2 separate regions of the Mus musculus genome follow, and region 2 is linked to region 1. The links are chromatin loops, found by intact Hi-C in ENCODE. Cell type or tissue: gastrocnemius. All regions are shown on one strand. Each heading gives the region's core, and the rest is flanking DNA. Links, peaks and the distances in the headings are about the cores only.

Evidence for each region. A loop is a pair of places that touch in the nucleus more often than their neighbours do. Peaks named below come from ENCODE experiments on the same cell type or tissue, not always from the same donor. Only the 100,000 strongest peaks of a DNase experiment are listed, where the experiment ranks them.
Region 2: it touches region 1 in a loop (2.6-fold over the local background); 2 of 42 quality-filtered maps call a loop at or near these places.

What each region holds. Positions count from the first base shown.
Region 1 is chr6:83,104,204-83,112,418 of GRCm38, forward strand. Ccdc142 (coiled-coil domain containing 142) reads left to right here. Exons shown (of 9, transcript NM_001081266.1): 6 at 2,850-2,964; 7 at 3,252-3,429; 8 at 3,552-3,751; 9 at 3,888-4,918. The coding sequence ends at 4,174. Mrpl53 (mitochondrial ribosomal protein L53) reads left to right here and starts at 4,905. Exons shown (of 3, transcript NM_026744.3): 1 at 4,905-5,000; 2 at 5,111-5,223; 3 at 5,319-5,729. The coding sequence starts at 4,909. The coding sequence ends at 5,470. In gastrocnemius, for the core only: a CTCF peak has its summit at 3,557 (motif pointing right); DNase peaks (open chromatin) are centred at 3,571 and 3,983; H3K4me3 peaks cover 1,211 bases; H3K27ac peaks cover 1,296 bases.
Region 2 is chr6:83,495,913-83,504,127 of GRCm38, forward strand. Dguok (deoxyguanosine kinase) reads right to left here. Exons shown (of 7, transcript NM_013764.2): 2 at 774-886. Among named protein-coding and RNA genes, the nearest start is that of Dguok, 6.9 kb to the right of the region's middle. In gastrocnemius, for the core only: a CTCF peak has its summit at 4,755 (motif pointing left); no DNase peak of the experiment used is centred there; H3K4me3 peaks cover 244 bases; H3K27ac peaks cover 1,212 bases.

The DNA of each region.
Region 1 (8,215 bases), core at 2,328-4,827:
GCTTTATAGTTTTACTAAAGTAGCACATGTCTATATTTAAAGGGTGAAATGCAAGCTGGGGCTGTAGCTAAGCAACAAGCACTGCTGATCATGCATCATCGAACTTTTCTTTGATTCCAATCACGAGTGGGAAGGGGAGCAGAAGGAGGCAGCAAGATGATTCGTTAGTTATAGGTGCTTAATGCCAAGTCTGACAACCCCAGACCCATATGGGGTAAAGATAGAACTAATGACGGCAAGTTGTCTCTGCTGCATATGTGAGCATGCCAGCACATACACACACACACACACACACACACACACACTGCATATGTGAGCATGCCAGCACACACACACACACACTGCATATGTGAGCATGCCAGCACACACACACACACACACACACACACGAGAGAGAGAGAGAGAGAGAGAGAGAGAATGAAGTTAAAAGTATTTTTAAGCCCTCTAATGGGGAGATCAGCAGAACAGCTCCACTCCCCTCTGGGTTGGCTGTTTCTTCTCGCCCTTTCTCTGGATTATGTCAGGGCCTCATGTATGCCAGGTAAGATCCGTGACACCAAGCTATGTCCCCCATGATTTTCTTCTAGGTTTATGGACAGAGCTATTACTTCTGTCTTTATCTGTCCCATTTTGCACACCACTGCTTCCTGTTGCAAAATATAAGGTTATGTTTGTGTTCTCCTGGTGTGTTTGCAGGGCTCAAGTTGGCCCTGTCCTCCTGGTGTGTCTGCAGAGCTCAGGTTGGCCCTGTCCTGGTGTGTCTGCAGAGCTCAGGTTGGCCCTGTCCTGGTGTGTCTGCAGAGCTCAGGTTGGCCCTGTCCTCCTGGTGTGTCTGCAGAGCTCAGGTTGGCCCTGTCCTCCTGGTGTGTCTGCAGAGCTCAGGTTGGCCCTCTGCTCCTAGTGTGGATGCAGAGCTCAGGTTGGCCCTGTCCTCCTGGTGTGTCTGCAGAGCTCAGGTTGGCCCTCTGCTCCTGGTATGTCTGCAGAGCTCAGGTTGGCCCTCTGCTCCTGGTGTGTCTGCAGAGCTCAGGTTGGCCCTCTGCTCCTAGTGTGGATGCAGAGCTCAGGTTGGCCCTCTGCTCCTGGTGTGTCTGCAGAGCTCAGGTTGGCCCTGTCCTCCTGGTGTGTCTGCAGAGCTCAGGTTGGCCTTCTGCTCCTAGTGTGGATGCAGAGCTCAGGTTGGCCCTGTCCTCCTGGTGTGTCTGCAGAGCTCAGGTTGGCCCTCTGCTCCTGGTGTGTCTGCAGAGCTCAGGTTGGCCCTCTGCTCCTGGTGTGTCTGCAGAGCTCAGGTTGGCCCCTGCCCCTTTGCTCTGCTTCTCTGCTTACCAAGCATCTTAACTGCTGTGAACTCCCACCTTTGGTCTCCTGAATCTGAGACTTCTAGTCCAGCAACTGTTTGGGATTTCTTCCATTCTTACTGTTTTCTCTTTAACATCATGCCCTAGCGTAGCCTCCTAATGAGAAGAGCTTCACATAGATGGTTATGGAAGCCCAGAGGAGGACCAGTACCTGAGGCTTAACTGCTGGCTGGGCAGCCTCTGAGTAGCAGAAGCAGGCTCCCCAGACAGCCTTCCTGGGGAACAAAAGCTCATATGCTCTCTTTGTGAGTCCAGTCCTCCCTCCCTCCCTCTCCCCTCCTGTTTGTATTCAGGACTGTGTGTGTCAGGAAATGGTGTGGAGCTTGGCAGAGTAGCCAGTTAGCATTACATTGTTGGAGGCAGGGCCAGGGGTGCTAGTGTATACCTTTAATCCCAGTACTGAGGAGGCTGAAACAGGATTTGAGTTTGAGGCCAGCCTGGACTACATGGAAATTTCAAGGCTAGTTTGGGCTAGACAGATGGGAGTGGGGAAATTCTGTGCTGGAGAGAAGGGAGAACAGAGGCACACACATGTCTGATGTGCCAGGGACCCAGTGGTTTCTTCCTCTCCCCCATGCCGCAGAACCTCCCTTTCCTTAGGTTCCGGGGATCATATATCCACGTCTTTTTCCATTTTCTTTTGTTTTTTATTCCCCCATCCTTTTCCTTTCTTGACTCTAATGTAAGAGTCAGCTCAAGCTGGCCTCATGGAACTTGTCATCCTCCTGCTTCAGCATTCCCAGCCCTGGGGTCACAGGCATGTGCCACTATGCTCAGGTCACAGAACTTCTGCCAAATGCCCCATTTTTTTAGATTCTCCAAAAATCTAAAGCCGGGCGTGGTGGCGCACGCCTTTAATCCCAGCACTTGGGAGGCAGAGGCAGGCAGATTTCTGAGTTTGAGGCCAGCCTGGTCTACAAAGTGAGTTCCAGGACAACCAGGGCTATACAGAGAAACCTTGTCTGGAAAAAACAAAAAAACAAACAAACAAAAAAATCTAAACAACACAACCTTGTTATCACCATCTTCTTCCCACCCCATTTTTTAAAAAAAGATTTATATATGCAAGTACACTGTAGCAGTCTTCAGACACATCAGAAGAGGGCATCGGATTTCATTACAGATGGTTATGACCCACCATGTGGTTTCTAGGAATTGAACTCAAGACTCTAGAGGAGCATTCATTCAGTCACTGAGCCATCTCTCCATCCCCTGGCCATTGAGCTTCTAATACTCTGATTCTACTTTCCAAATGCTGGGAGTCTAGCCGCATGCCCAACACGCCTGACTTGTCATGTGCCTTTGATTACTAAGGAAACCTCTAATCCTAGGTACTGTGCATGGTTTAGGTCCAGACCTCCTTAGAAAATGCCCATGCTCCCACAGTGAGGCATCAGGGTTTTACAGATGCCCACACTGAGACCTCAGAGAGAGAAACACCATTCCCAGTCTAATAGACTAGCCCTTCTTACTTTCTTCCTCCCCATACAGCTCCTGCCCAAAGAATCACTGGGTCTGTTTGTCCAAGAATGCCATAAACAAGCCACACAAGGCTTCAAGCTCCACATGCCGAGGGGTCGATACTGGAGACTTCGATTGTGTCCTGGTAATTTTTCTTTCTTCCTGGTGCTGGAAATGAAACACAAGATTTCACACAAGCTAGACGAGCAAGCCTTGCTGAGTGAGCTACAACCCCCAGCCCACTGTCTTGGTAATCTCTCACTTCCACCTTTCTCCTTCGGGTTCCTGGTATAAATGGTCCAAGCCCTCCCCAGTTGTGGCTCCACACCACTGTCAACATCTTTGTCCTTACCCTTTGTGCCCTTCCTTCCCTCTGGAGCCCACTGGACTTCTGCAGTCTCTCCATCTGTCTTTTCTCTTGTCTCACTCCAGAACCTCCCAGTGACCCTAGTGAGTACGCTCGGATAGTGGTCTACTCTGTGTTGGAGCCTGTGTTGCAAGGACTTCAGGGATTGCCACCTGAAGCCCAAGCCCCTGCCCTCGGCCAGGCACTGACAGCCACACTGGGCGCCTGGCTTGACCACATCCTCACCCATGGGATCCGGTTCAGGTATGAAGGAAAGATGCTAGTGGCAGAGGAAGAATGCCAAACAGGGAAAATGGAGACCATTTGGGCAGAGCAGTCTGGGGAGGCAGAAGTGTCTGGTGGCCACATTGTACCTGGACATCTAGCCTGCAGGGGGCGCTGCAGCTCAAGCAAGACTTCGGAGTGGTCAGGGAGGTTCTGGAACAAGAGCAGTGGGGCCTGTCGCAGGAGCTTCGCCAGACTCTGCTCTCACTCAGCATCTTCCAGCAGCTAGATGGGGCCCTGCTGTGTCTCCTGCAGCAACCCCTGCCCAAGAATCCAGTCCACAGAAGACCTCCCCGTTGCTGTGAGTTATCACCACTCCTCAACCCCAGGCTTTTCTAAGCCCTTCCAGGGGTGCTTTCGAACACCCACACCCAATCTCACCATTGCTTTGGCGTCAGCATTCCCCACCAACCTGCCGTCCACTCCTGCCTTCCCAGGTCTCTGTTATGAGGTCCAGACCACTGAACTGCCCACCAGCAGCCTCAACAGCCTGGAAAACTTGGCACCCCCTCTTCGTCTTGGAGTCTCCCCTGCCCAGAACACTCACCTGCTAAGCACCCTGGGGGGAGGAGGACGAGGAGGAGGGGGAGGGGGAGGACCAGGACCTAGTCCTGAGGCTTACCTGGTGGGAAACCAGCAAGCCTGGCTTGCCCTGAGGCTGCACCAACACCCACGTTGGCACCTGCCTTTTTTTTCTTGCCTGAGGACAAGTCCTGAACCCTAAGTTGACTAGGACCAGGGGTTGCAGATCATGCCCCAGACAAGGAACTGTATGCTAGAGAAGCTTAAACCTGGGTGCTTGATAAAACATGTTCATAAACTAGAGTCCAGAATTGAACCCCCAGATCATCCTAGGATCTGCAATCCAGAGTAATAGGCAAACTACAGCCTGAAATCTGGATGTCGGAAACAATGAAGACATCTTGGAGCTAAAACTAGAAGGGGTCTACAGGGCTAGCGCTCAGGAGACAGGCAAACCTTGCTTTCTCTCGAATCCCAGGAGCAAAGCGAAAACTGATTCATGAGGAAACACAGACAAAGCAGACATTTCTACACGTGGAGGGCAGTCTTACCCCTTCCCCGTCTCTGTTTCTAGTCATTAGGCTGTAGGGCCTGGACATTTAAGCCTTGGCTGTTGCTACAGGGGCAGGGCTTGCCTTCTGCTGGGTGGACAGTCCCCGCAGTGACATCCTTTCCAAGGAAGGAGCCAGGATGTGGGGTGGTGCTGACCTAGATCTCGCAGGCAGGACCCCGAGGGAGAGGGCTGAAGGACGTTTTCCTGCGAAGGGGATTTTGCACATTCACTGCTTATGCTGTGTGGCACAGAACACTGCTAATGGCTGAAGTATTCGCGGGTGGCCCCGGAGGTCAGCCGCGCGAAGTACCGCGGAGCCGCCGGAAGCGGTCCGTTCCAATAAACCGATCCCCAGTGCTACTCCTTCCGGGGTGGAGGTAACCATGGCGGCGGCTTTGGCTCGGCTCGGACTACGGCCGGTCAAGCTGGTTCGAGTTCAGTTCTGCCCGTTTGAGAAGAACGTGGAGTCCACGAGGTACGGGTTCTGGGGAGGTGGGAGGCGTCCGTGTTCCCCACGCGTGCGCGCGCACCCTCGTCCCGGCTCCCTGGTCCCCCGGACGCGCTCACGCTGCCCTCCGGCCGCAGGACCTTCCTCCAGACGGTGAGCAGCGAGAAAGTCCGCGCCACCAACCTCAACTGCTCTGTGATCGCCGACGTGAGGCACGACGGCTCTGAGCCCTGCGTGGACGTGTTGTTCGGTAAACCTGGTAGGGACGCGGGTGGGCGAGGGCAGATCGCCGCCATAGCCCTGCATAGTCAGGGTCCCTAACTCATCGGTTTGCATCTCCCCCAGGAGATGGGTATCGGCTGATTATGCGCGGTGCCCACCTCACCACTCAGGAAATGTTAAGTGCCTTGGCCTCCCACATCCGGGACAGGAACGCCGCGGCAGCATCTGCACCGGGCGCAGACAAGGTCGCCCCGGGTACGAGTACCCGCCGCTGATATGGCAGAAGAGTCCAACAACCAAATGTTAGCTTGAATCTAAAGACAGTGAGTGGTCTGAGAAGACCTGGGCTTTAATCACTCAAAATGCTGCATGGAGCTCATGATACGGAGCAAGAACACTAACAACAGGGCTTCTGGGGCAAGATAAGTAAGTTTGGGTGGTGAAGGGCCCCGACAAATTGGAATTTTTCTTTCTCAGTGTTTAACTTTATTTGGATCTGTCAACCAAGTACATTTTAATTAAATATTTATTGCCAAATGAATGCTATTTTTCTCAGGTTGTTTACTTGGATTTTGAGAGAGGGTCTTACCATGAGCTAACCTGAAACTTAGTAAGAAGACCAAGGTGGCCTAGAAATGTGAAAGCATTTTTCTGCTTCAGGCTCCTCAGTGCTGGGATTCTAGACAGCCACCACCCTCAGCCTACAGTACTCATCTTCCTTAGTAGTGTTGTCTACTCTTCATTCACTCTCATGGAACCACCCATTCTGTCATAATTTCAACTACTCAGGATTTAAACCCTACCTTTTTATTTGGTTCTAACCCCATCTTCTATGATTAGCTACTGCCAATTTCCCCCATATGCCACCAACATTCTTTCCTTCAAGTGGAACGGTCACTTGGCTCTTCTGACTTCCTGCTCAGCCTTCTAGGCTAGAAATGTAGTGTTTCCTCTCCTATCCCTTCCCTTTCTCCGTAGATCCAACCAGTCTGTCTGCACTGAGGGGAAAGAGAGGAGCCAGCCCCGTCTATTGGCACACACTATCCAGGCTACTCAGGAGGCCAGCCTGGTCTACTTATCGAGACCCTTCCATTCTCACTCATTTCCTGTACCACTTTTATTCTCCTGCCTGGTGTCATTTTCCCTTATCATTTTAGCTGCTATGAAATCTCATCCTTCACATGGGTAATAATGGCTTACTTCCCACAGTCCGGAAATAGTTTTTGGTTAACATCCATTAATGTGACCATGAAGTCATTTTAGAGGATCAAATGGCATAAAAAGTTATCCATTCGAGGCCAGAGGAGTAGCTTAGTGTTTAAGAGCACTAGCTACTCTTCCAGATGACCAGGGTTCAATCTCCAGTACTCACATAGCAGTTCACAACTGTAACTCCAGTTCTAGGGCATCTGACACCCTCTCACAGACATGCATGTAGGCAAGACACCAATGAATGCACATTAAAAATCAGAAAAAAAAGTCGTACAAAAAAAGTTATCCATGCATGCCATGTGTTATTTTTTTTTTAACTTTTAGTTTTTATACCTCTACCTCCCTTCCAACCTTTCTTCACCCTAATCCCTTCTGACACCCCAGCATTATGTAGGAGAGAAGATTAGAGGGGGAGGGGATATAGACCTCTATAGGCTACTTCCTGCTGATTAGGGTCCTTGGGTTCCTTGGGGCAAGTCCAGTCTTCATCATCAGAATATCCAGCAAATGCAGCCGCAGCAAGAGGGATCAGCAGCTGCAGCAGGCCCTCTCCAGAGTCCCCAGAATTAATCTCTCTGCAGCAGGTAAAAATCACACCCCTGCTAGTGCACAAGGCAGTTCATAATCACCGGCTGGGACACAGCTTCTTACCCCACACCTGGCACTAAAACATAACTGAATTTCTAAAGAAACCAACATTCTTACTACAGCCACAAGAGTATTCTTTTAAGAAGTTTTAGTTTTGAATAAATGACTGTATATTTTATAAATAAAGACACTCTAGCATATGTGTGTGTGTGTGTACACTGGGTTACGGTATCATTGTTTTCTTTTTGTGTATGTATATGTATGTAGGTGCACATGCCTGTGTTTGCAAATGTGGAAGCCAAAGGTTGTGTATTTTCCTTTACCATGTTCCATCTGTTTTGGATTTTTGTTATTGTTTTGTTTTGTCTTGTTTCCAGATAAAATGTCTCACTGAACCTGACCTTACTCTTTTCAGCTAGCCTAGCCAGCAAGCACCCAGAATCCCCTATCTCCATCCCCCAAGTGCTGTGGTTACAGGCATATATTACCCCACCTAGCCAGCAAGCACCCAGAATCCCCTATCTCCTTACCCCAGTGCTGCGGATGCGCCCTGGCCTTTTATGTGAGCATGCTGGATCCCAAGTCAGTTCATGCTTTCCCAGCAAGTGCTCAAATCACTGGGCCACCTTCCCAGCCCCTTTGTTTCTCACCTTGAATTACAAGAAGAGAGAAAAAAAAAAAAAAAAAAAAAAAAAAAAAAAAAAAAAAAGCCCACAGCCACTGCCAGAGAACTTAAGAATGCCCAGCTAAGAATAGCTATGTAGTTTACCAGATAACTCGGGCCCCACTCCCCAGCAATACTGTAATTCTTCCCTGCCTAAATGAGTAGTAGAGGCTCTCTCGCTGCCATCCTTTAAGAAAGACATCTCCCTGAAGGCCTGGGGTGTGTGCTGCAGGATATTTGGCCATTCTGTGAACCCCAAGATTGTGTTACTTACTGGAAAATACTGGAATACTGGAAAATAGTTGTGGTGTGGCTCAGCCTTAGCATACACCTTTAATCCAAAAGCTTTCTGAACTATTGTAAACAAGATTAAAGTCAACTGTAGGTCAAGAAGTAGAGCAAGCAACCACAGGCCCAAGTGTTGTCAGGAAGTGAACATGGGCTTATTAAGAAAAAATGATAGAGAGAAAGAGTCAGGGGAACAGATAGACACACAGGAAGTAGAATTGCTTGAGACTGTGAGAGAGGGTCATTCCCGGTGAGACTTAGGCTGAGG
Region 2 (8,215 bases), core at 3,710-6,209, 390 kb after region 1:
AGGCTTGAGGCAGAAGGACCTGAACCAGTGAGTCCAAGTCACAGGGTCCAATATGGTTCAACACTTGGAAGAACCAACCAGTAATTAGTGGCTAAAACAGGACTAGAGCCACTCAACACATGCCCCTGGTAGCTGCAGTTCACCAGGCCAGCGGCACACACTGCCACTCCTTCAGCGACTCTAAGCTTTTCGTCCAACTGAGCCCTCCCCACTCACACTTACGTCGTCAGGCTTGAAGCCAAGCCTATGGCCTTGGCAGAAGCAGCAGACCTGACACTGGGGCTGAGCTGTGAGGTATGAGTGAGACATGTGGGGTTGGTCCAGCTTGGAAGAGTCCTGGTACTGAGCATGTGCCTTAAAAACCTGAGCTGTTGTCTCTGCATTGACTCAAAGGGTGACCAGATGCTCAGTGAGGTCCCTTCCCACATCTAAGATGTCCTCGTTGACTATTGCTCCTGCCAGCCAGCTTCAATAACAACAATATAAATACTTAAGGGTAGGAATGACAACATTCATTTTCAAAGCCTGGATGGTTGGGCATGCTTGGGAAACCACAAAGACAGGAGGCAGGCGCTTGCACAGACATACAGAAGCCACAAAAATCAAAACTAAACATATCCAAACAAGTCATATCCTCTGTGGCCTGCTTTCTAGAATGAAGTTATTTTAAAAAGGAGACAAGCTGGGCTACTTCATGTCTTCAGAGTAAATTAAATTACTCCAATTAGACTGCGTGCATGTCTGCCAACTACCCCCCACAGCTGAAAACTTACTTTTTGGGCTCCAGCAGCCTGAATATTCTGCCACTCTGCTATAGGTTCTGTCGCCACCTGCCACTCCGGGTGAGTTTTCATGAGTAACTTCACAAAGGTGGATTTGCCCACAGCTGCAATGCAAATGACACATGTTGGGATGCTTCCCAAATCCAGGTGAGGGAGGCAGCCAGTAACTTCTGCCACGGCCGCCCATCTCATGGGAGCCAGGGCCAGCTTTTCCAGCTTCAAAACTTGGCAGCTGTACAACTCACTGTGGGCTGGGTGAAGGCTTGGACAGCTAACCAGTTACCACAGCACAGTGAGCAGACGTGACCTTAGGATTTAGGCTGCAGTTTTAATGAGCCAACAATCCCAGAGTATGGAGTAACTGTTGAGAATATAACAGAACTTTCAAAAGTAGGCAAAAGGTGGCTATAAAGCTTAGGCTGTGACTGCAGGAATTCTAAGTTGAAGGAAAAACCAATTTTGAGCCTCACTCATTCAACAAACCTAACCAACAGCCATGGAGGGCTAACTTGTGTTTGGGATTGTCGAGCCCTGGTGTATGGGAGTGATAAAGCACTGAATGAATTTTATCCTCAGAGGACTGGGTGAAGGGCGGGCGCTAACCAAGCACACGGGGAGTTACTGATAAATCCTGCCGTGCTGAGAATGGAAAACACGGGATGCTTCAGATGCAGCTCACGGGGCTGGGAAAAGCTCCTTTGAAGAAATGTCTGAGGAAGCCCCAAAGGAAGCCCTGAGCAGTCAGTCAGGCTGAGGGTGGGGGAAAGATAACCCACACGTGGAGCAGCATGGACCTAGGCCAGGGAGAGGCAAGCACGAGAATGGCCGCAGCCCCAGAAGCAGCTGGCAGCTGTAGTACTGAGTGCGGGAGAAGAGTGGTGAATATTGGGGCGGCCAGGCAGACAGCAGTGCCGTGCAGCGCCACAGGGACTCGCAGATTTGACCTCTCGGGCAGAGGTACATCAGAAGCGATGGGTTTCGGCAGGGAAATGACGAGATTCCTTCTCAGCTTTCTATTTAGTTTTACTCCGTGTACGAGTGTCTTGGCCTGTGTGCCTGTGACCCGCGCACCACCCGTGTCAGACCCCCGGGTCCTGGGTTCTGGATGACTGGGAGTCGACGTGGGGCGACGTGGGGGTGCTGGGAATTGAACCCATTCCTCTGACTCCTCCTCAGCTTTTAAAGACTGTGCCAAGAGCTATGTAAAAATGGGCCAAAGTGAAATCAGCATAACAGCAAGAAGTTATTTGTGGCTTAATCGGGGTGATAGCAAGGAGGTGGAACCAACCTAGCCCACAAGGCTAAGATGATCTATTTCCATTTACAACTCCATCTGGTCCATCTGTCCTAAGCTCCTGGTGGGCAGACCCTTCTGGACATCCCATGCACAGCTCAGAGTCAGTGTATTCCCCAAATAAATGCTATCTGACCCACCAGGTGGAGCGTCCCAGCCTCTAGACCTAGAGGATGGTAACACCCACTGTTGTCAGACCTCCAGAGGCCTCAAGGCCTTTTGCCTGTGCTTCTAACTGTTCCTGGTCTGTCCTTTCCATGTTTGCACCTCCACACTCAGGACCTCCTCCACACTGCACCTGCACTGCATGAGAAGCACAGCTTAAAATCCTGAAAGGACTGCTACACCTCTGCAACCCCAGCACTCATGAATGCTGGAGAAGTTCATGAATTTGAGGCCAGTGGTGGCTAGACAGTGAATATGAAGCCAGCTTGGATACATAGTAAGACACTGGGAAGGTTTGTATGTGCTTGCGCCAGGGAATGGCACTATTAGGAGGTGTGGCCTTGATGAAGTAAGTGTGTCACTGTGGGTGTACGCTTTAACACCCTTGTCCTAGCTGCCTGGAAGCCAGTCTCCCATTAGCAGCCTTTACATGAAGATATAGAACTCTCAGCTCCTCCTGCACCATGCCTGCCTGGTCACTGCCGTGTTCCTGCCTTGATGATAATGGACTGGACCTCTGAACCCTCTCCACACCTAGTCAGCTCCTAACTCAACCTTGCAGGCTTTGCTCACATGGCCCTCTTGTGTGAAGCTGTTGCCGACACTGATACCTCTCAACTGGGCAAGCTAATTCTCTCTGATGTTCTAGATACAGCTGCATCACTATAATGACAACTGTTTCTCTATGTCGAGGATGGGGCTTTGCTAGGACAGAAAACCAAACCCAGTAACAAACAAAACATTCATTTCAGTTCCCTCCAAAAAGAGACCAGTCTGAACGTGGTGGTTCGTGCCTCTGACCCCAGCACCTGGGAGAGGAAGGCAGAGTCAGGCATCTGAGTTGGAGGTTACCTGGTCTACTGAGTTCTGGGCCAGCCAAGGCTATGTACTAAGACCCTCTCGTTCAAAGAGAGAAAGAAAATGCCTTCGGAGGAGCTCTAAAGCTCCATCTTCTTTATCAGAAGTGTTCCTTCTCGAGTGAGTTCTACCCTCTGCGGGGAAGCAAATGGAACCAAGAAAGAGCGTGAGAGCTCAGGAGCCCCACGTCCCAGCCAGGAGCCCACACAGCAATCTGTGTCCTTCATCATACAGCACCCCACTTCTCAGAGCACAGGAGGACAGTTATGCACAGTCACGCTTTTCTGTCCCACCTCCACCAACTTTGTGCTTGTTCATCTTGCTCTGCCTCTGCGCTTCCCACACAGAGGAGAGTAAATGTCTTCCCTTCCGTCAAAGCTCCAGGCCAGTGGCTTAGTCCTTCCTTTCCCAAATCCGACATCTCACCTTACGTGTCAGTGACTTCTCTAGTTAGCTCCTAATTCCTACTGCATTGGTGAATTACCAACTCTCAAACCTGCTTGTGCTGAGTATACCCCAGCTTAAAATATATGGCCTGGGAGGCTAATACCTAGAGGTTAGGTTCAGTAAGTCTGAGAGACAGTTCTTATGCTTAGGGTAAAAAGTTATTTAAGCAGTTAAAATAGTATTTATTTACTCCGTGTGCCATGACACAGAGGACAGAGGACAACTTGTAGAAGTGGTGTCTCTCCTTACACCATTGAATCTCTGGGGACAAATTCACGTCCTTGGGTTTGGCAGCAAATGCCTTTACCCACTGAGCCATCTTGCCAGGTCCTGGAAACTAATTCAAGTACTATGAAAAGGCAAGGCATTGTGGCTATGCCTACAAGCTCTGCAACTGGGAGGTCAAGAGGAGAGCAGAACTATGGAAAGATGGACAACAGGCTGGGCTACACAGCGTGCTGCAAGATAGCCCAGCTTCACAGTGAGACTGTCCCAAACAGTGAATAAATAAAACAAAGAGATGAAGGCAGTGCTCTGATGACCATTAGACCTGCTTGCATCTTTCAAAGTGGAAGCTGGAAGGGTCTGCAGGTTAGGGGCACCAGCTTCCTAGCTGGCACCAGGCAGTATCAGTCCATCTCAGGGCATCAGAACTCTGAGCATTCGAATGATACCAGTTACACACTCAACCTGGGGTGCTTACAAATACAATGGGAACCTACAGTTCCAATTACTGGAACAATCACTTCTGTGTACAGCTCCCACCAATTCCAAGGATTCTAGAAAGCAAGCATAGTAATCGAAGCCAACGTCAGCACAGAAAGACAGTAAACAGTGATGGAAGGTTCTGAGAGCTGCGCTATGCATTTTACTAGGGCTGGAATAGCCTGAGTAATTCATTCTAGGGTAGCATTTCCTGAATGGATGCTCACCCACATAGAGGTGAGTAAATGCCATGAGAACTGAGCTGTAACTGGCACCACACACACACACACACACACACACACACACACACACACACACACGTGGAATAATCACTTCAATAATGTAAGGTTATATATTTAAATAAAATCCAGAGATGGTGTAACTTCCCAGTGTTGTGATAGCTACTATTCCAGAGGACCTGAGTTCAGTTCTTAGCACCTACACTGGACAGCTCACAACAGTCTGTATTTCCAGTTCCAGGGAATTGGACGCCCTCTCCTGGCCTCAGCGGGTATTGCATGCAGGTGCATGAAGCCCTACACAGACATACCTGCACATACATAATTAAAAACATAATCTTTAAAGACAAAAGTCTTAAAGTGTTCTCAGAGGCTTCACAGGGAGTTTGGTTTCCACTGCCACAGAGGCTTGCTAATGACAAGAATGCACATGTCTACAGCCAGCCTCCCTTCAGATAGTTTTTTTCTTTAAATCTTGGACTTAGCATAACTTAGATCTTCCTGTTATTATATCTGTTATCTTTCTTTGGTTTCCCACCTCTCAAGGTGCATCAAATCTTCCTTTAGAGCCTTGGCTGTTGGTGTACTCTAGTTTGATTATATGGAAAGAACTTTTCTCAGAGTATATTATTATTAGGACTATTATTAGGACATGTGAGTTTTTTAAACTTTAGGACAGTCATTCCACAAGCTAGATGCCGTCCTGATGTAGCTGTTTGCCTTTGCAAGCCATGGCTTTTCCTTTGCACAAACTTTTCTATAAACTGCATGCTTGTTATAGCTAACTATACTGCAATGTGGTGGTGACAGAAACAGACCTACTGCTGCAGATATCATATTTTCTAAAATGTAATATACTGGCATCTCACAGGATTTTAAAAATATGATGATTACCTCTGGGCATTTTCTATTATCTTTCCTTTTGGGGTGTGTGTGGTTCCTCTGGGTAGCCCTGCTGTCTTGGAACTATTCCTGTAGACCAAGCTGGCTTTGAACTTAGAAATCTGCCTGTCTCTGTTCCTGAGTGCTGGGGTTAAAGGTAGAATTAAAGTGCCCAGCATTTTCTTTTCCTCACTAAGATGGAAAATGTGAGGGGAAAAGATTCAACTGAAGTCAATTAATGGCAGCAAATATAAACCTGGCATATTAAAACAATTCTTCCCAAGAACACTGAGTCCTTATGTGAGGGAGTGCATCGGCTGCTGCGGCCATTCATGCAGAGAAGCCCTTGGAGCTCCTCCTAAGAGGCACGGTAGCTAAAGCAATGAAGCAGGCTGAGTTCTGCCCTCAAGGGCCTTCTGCAACCTTGAGACTAAGCCCAGGATCATAAAGGTTCTAATCCTGAAAGTACTTCTGAGAAAACTCAATAAATCAGTCAGAAGTGTGAAAGAAACTTAATACAGTTTGTTTAGTTTCTTCCTTTCTTTTCATGGGAAACTATTTGTAAGAAAGAAAAAAAAAAAGGTTCCTCACAGCTCAGAGCATAAGGTGAACTCAGCCTTTCTGCAAGAATGGGCCTGCCGGCGCTCCCCTCCCCCACTGTGGCTGTCCTGATTCACCTGACCACTGTCACTCCCTGAAGCCTCCTTGCCGTCTGTCCAGCTCCACTCCATCCCTAGGCAGAGGTGATCCCTCCCTGCTCTAGTTTACCCAGGTGTTAGACTGCAATCGTTTGCTCTCTCAGCAGCAGGCTGGGAGCGAGCTCTATGAAGACAGGCTGCACCTCTCTCCTTTCCTATGCCGGGTGCCTAGCCAGGCACCAAGAATAGAACTGGGGGAATAAGAATGAAGTGACTTGCAGAGACAAGAGAAGTCAAGATCCAGTATTAGAAACAGGTTGTTCCCCACCAGGGTTCTTTGCTCATTTTTTTAAAATAAAGCTTGGCACAGAGAAAAGACACAACAGTGTGCATAAGACACTTTTCTAATACAGGATCAATATGCCTTTAGCAGAGCCCTGTGCTGCCTTACACCCAAGACTCCAGCATGGGAGGAACTTACTGTTTCCCCTTCTCACAGTAGGTCCGTGAAAGTGAAACACTGGAATGGAGTCAGATGACCCACTGACAGCTATCTCATATGGCAACCTGCACTTCAACTGGGGTTTGTAGTCACAAAGTAATGGGCTTCAGGAAGCAGTGAGGGACACAACTTAGTGATGAACAGAACTAAAGGAGCTGCTAGGTACTTTATTGTTTGGATTTTCAGTTGTGGGTGAAAAGCTTTGAACTGCAGTCATACAGCCATACTGCCTGGTTTCAGGATCACAGCGGAAGCCATTCCCTTTCCTGTGTGCCAGTGACTAACTTCCACATAAATGTGCCAGGACAGGATTCTGGCAGTCACATGAGCACAAAGGCAGGGCAACACAGAGATGAGTAGAGCACTGGTGGCTCCGACCCAGGGAAGGTACTGAACATGTCAGCAACACTCAAGTGCATACAGTCATGGGTAGGAAGCTCTGCCAGCCCACACAGGATGCACAGGATGAGGAACTCAGTGTGGGAGCTGCCATCTGAGTGTGTGCTGAGGGAAGTAACTGGGGACTAGAGCCAAGGCAGATGCAGTCTCCCAGGTTGCTCTGCAGCACCTCCAAGGCTTTACCTACCCCCACCTGTCACCAGCTCCATGCCTGGACTCGGTCCCATCTTAAGTCTCTCTGTACTTGGGTACCCAGTCAAGTCAGTTCGGGATCTCCTCTATGTGTCTCGCAGATCTCTCAGACAAAATGTATCCCTTTTACCTCCCCAGAATATCTCTTCCTTGATTTCATCCCCTGCTTACTGAGTCAGAATGCAAACTGTAAACCTGAGCACCCTCCTCCTCTGCTAATCTCCAAGCAGTCACTGAGTCCTGGCCATCTCGATTCCTGACTATCCTTCAACTGTCCCTTCTTTCTCCCTCCATTCAAGCCTGTGTCATCTCTCCTCCTTCAACTTCAACAGCTGTGGAAACTAGTTTTTTACTTTAGAACTTTCCAATTTATTTACTTGCCCATTGGACAAGCTAGAAACAAAGCATTATGGGTACTGCAACACATGTGACATAGAAAGTGTCCACTTTAGGAAGCACTTGTTTACACTTAACTGTAGCCTGTGGCTTTCTAGACACGAATCTAGTTACGGCACACCCTGACGTCAACTCTCTAGTGGCTCAGGCAGCCACCTACTGCCAACAGGATGAAGCAGTATCCACAGGCTCACCAGCATCTGGCCATCCTCCTCTGCAAACTCCCTAAGGCAGTGTTCTGCCACTACCTTAGTTTTCTTGTCTTGGTGGCAAAGTACCTGACAACTGAGACAATTGGGAGGGAGGGTTTCTTCTGGCTCAGTTTGAGTCCATCTTGGTGGAAACTCCCAGCATCAGGAGGGTAAGGCAGCTTTGCATCCCAAGAAGGAAGCAGGGAGAGATGAATGCTGGTACTCTGTATAGGAGCCACGGTGCACGGAGCCAATAAATATAATAACAGTTGTAAAAAGATTCCAGAAACTCTCTCTGGTCACTATCTCTCCCCGCTCTTTTTTCAAAGACAGGGTTTCTCTGTGTAGCCATAGCTGACCTGAAACTCAGAAATCTGCCTGTCTCTGCTTCATGAGTGTTAGAACTACACTCCTACCCAGCTAATTTGCCCTCTTGACTAGATCATTTTTTTTAAAAAAATCTACTAATGTGTTTCAATCTTTCACAGAAAGAAAAATAGCCTTAACATCAAGGGCCTCAGTCTT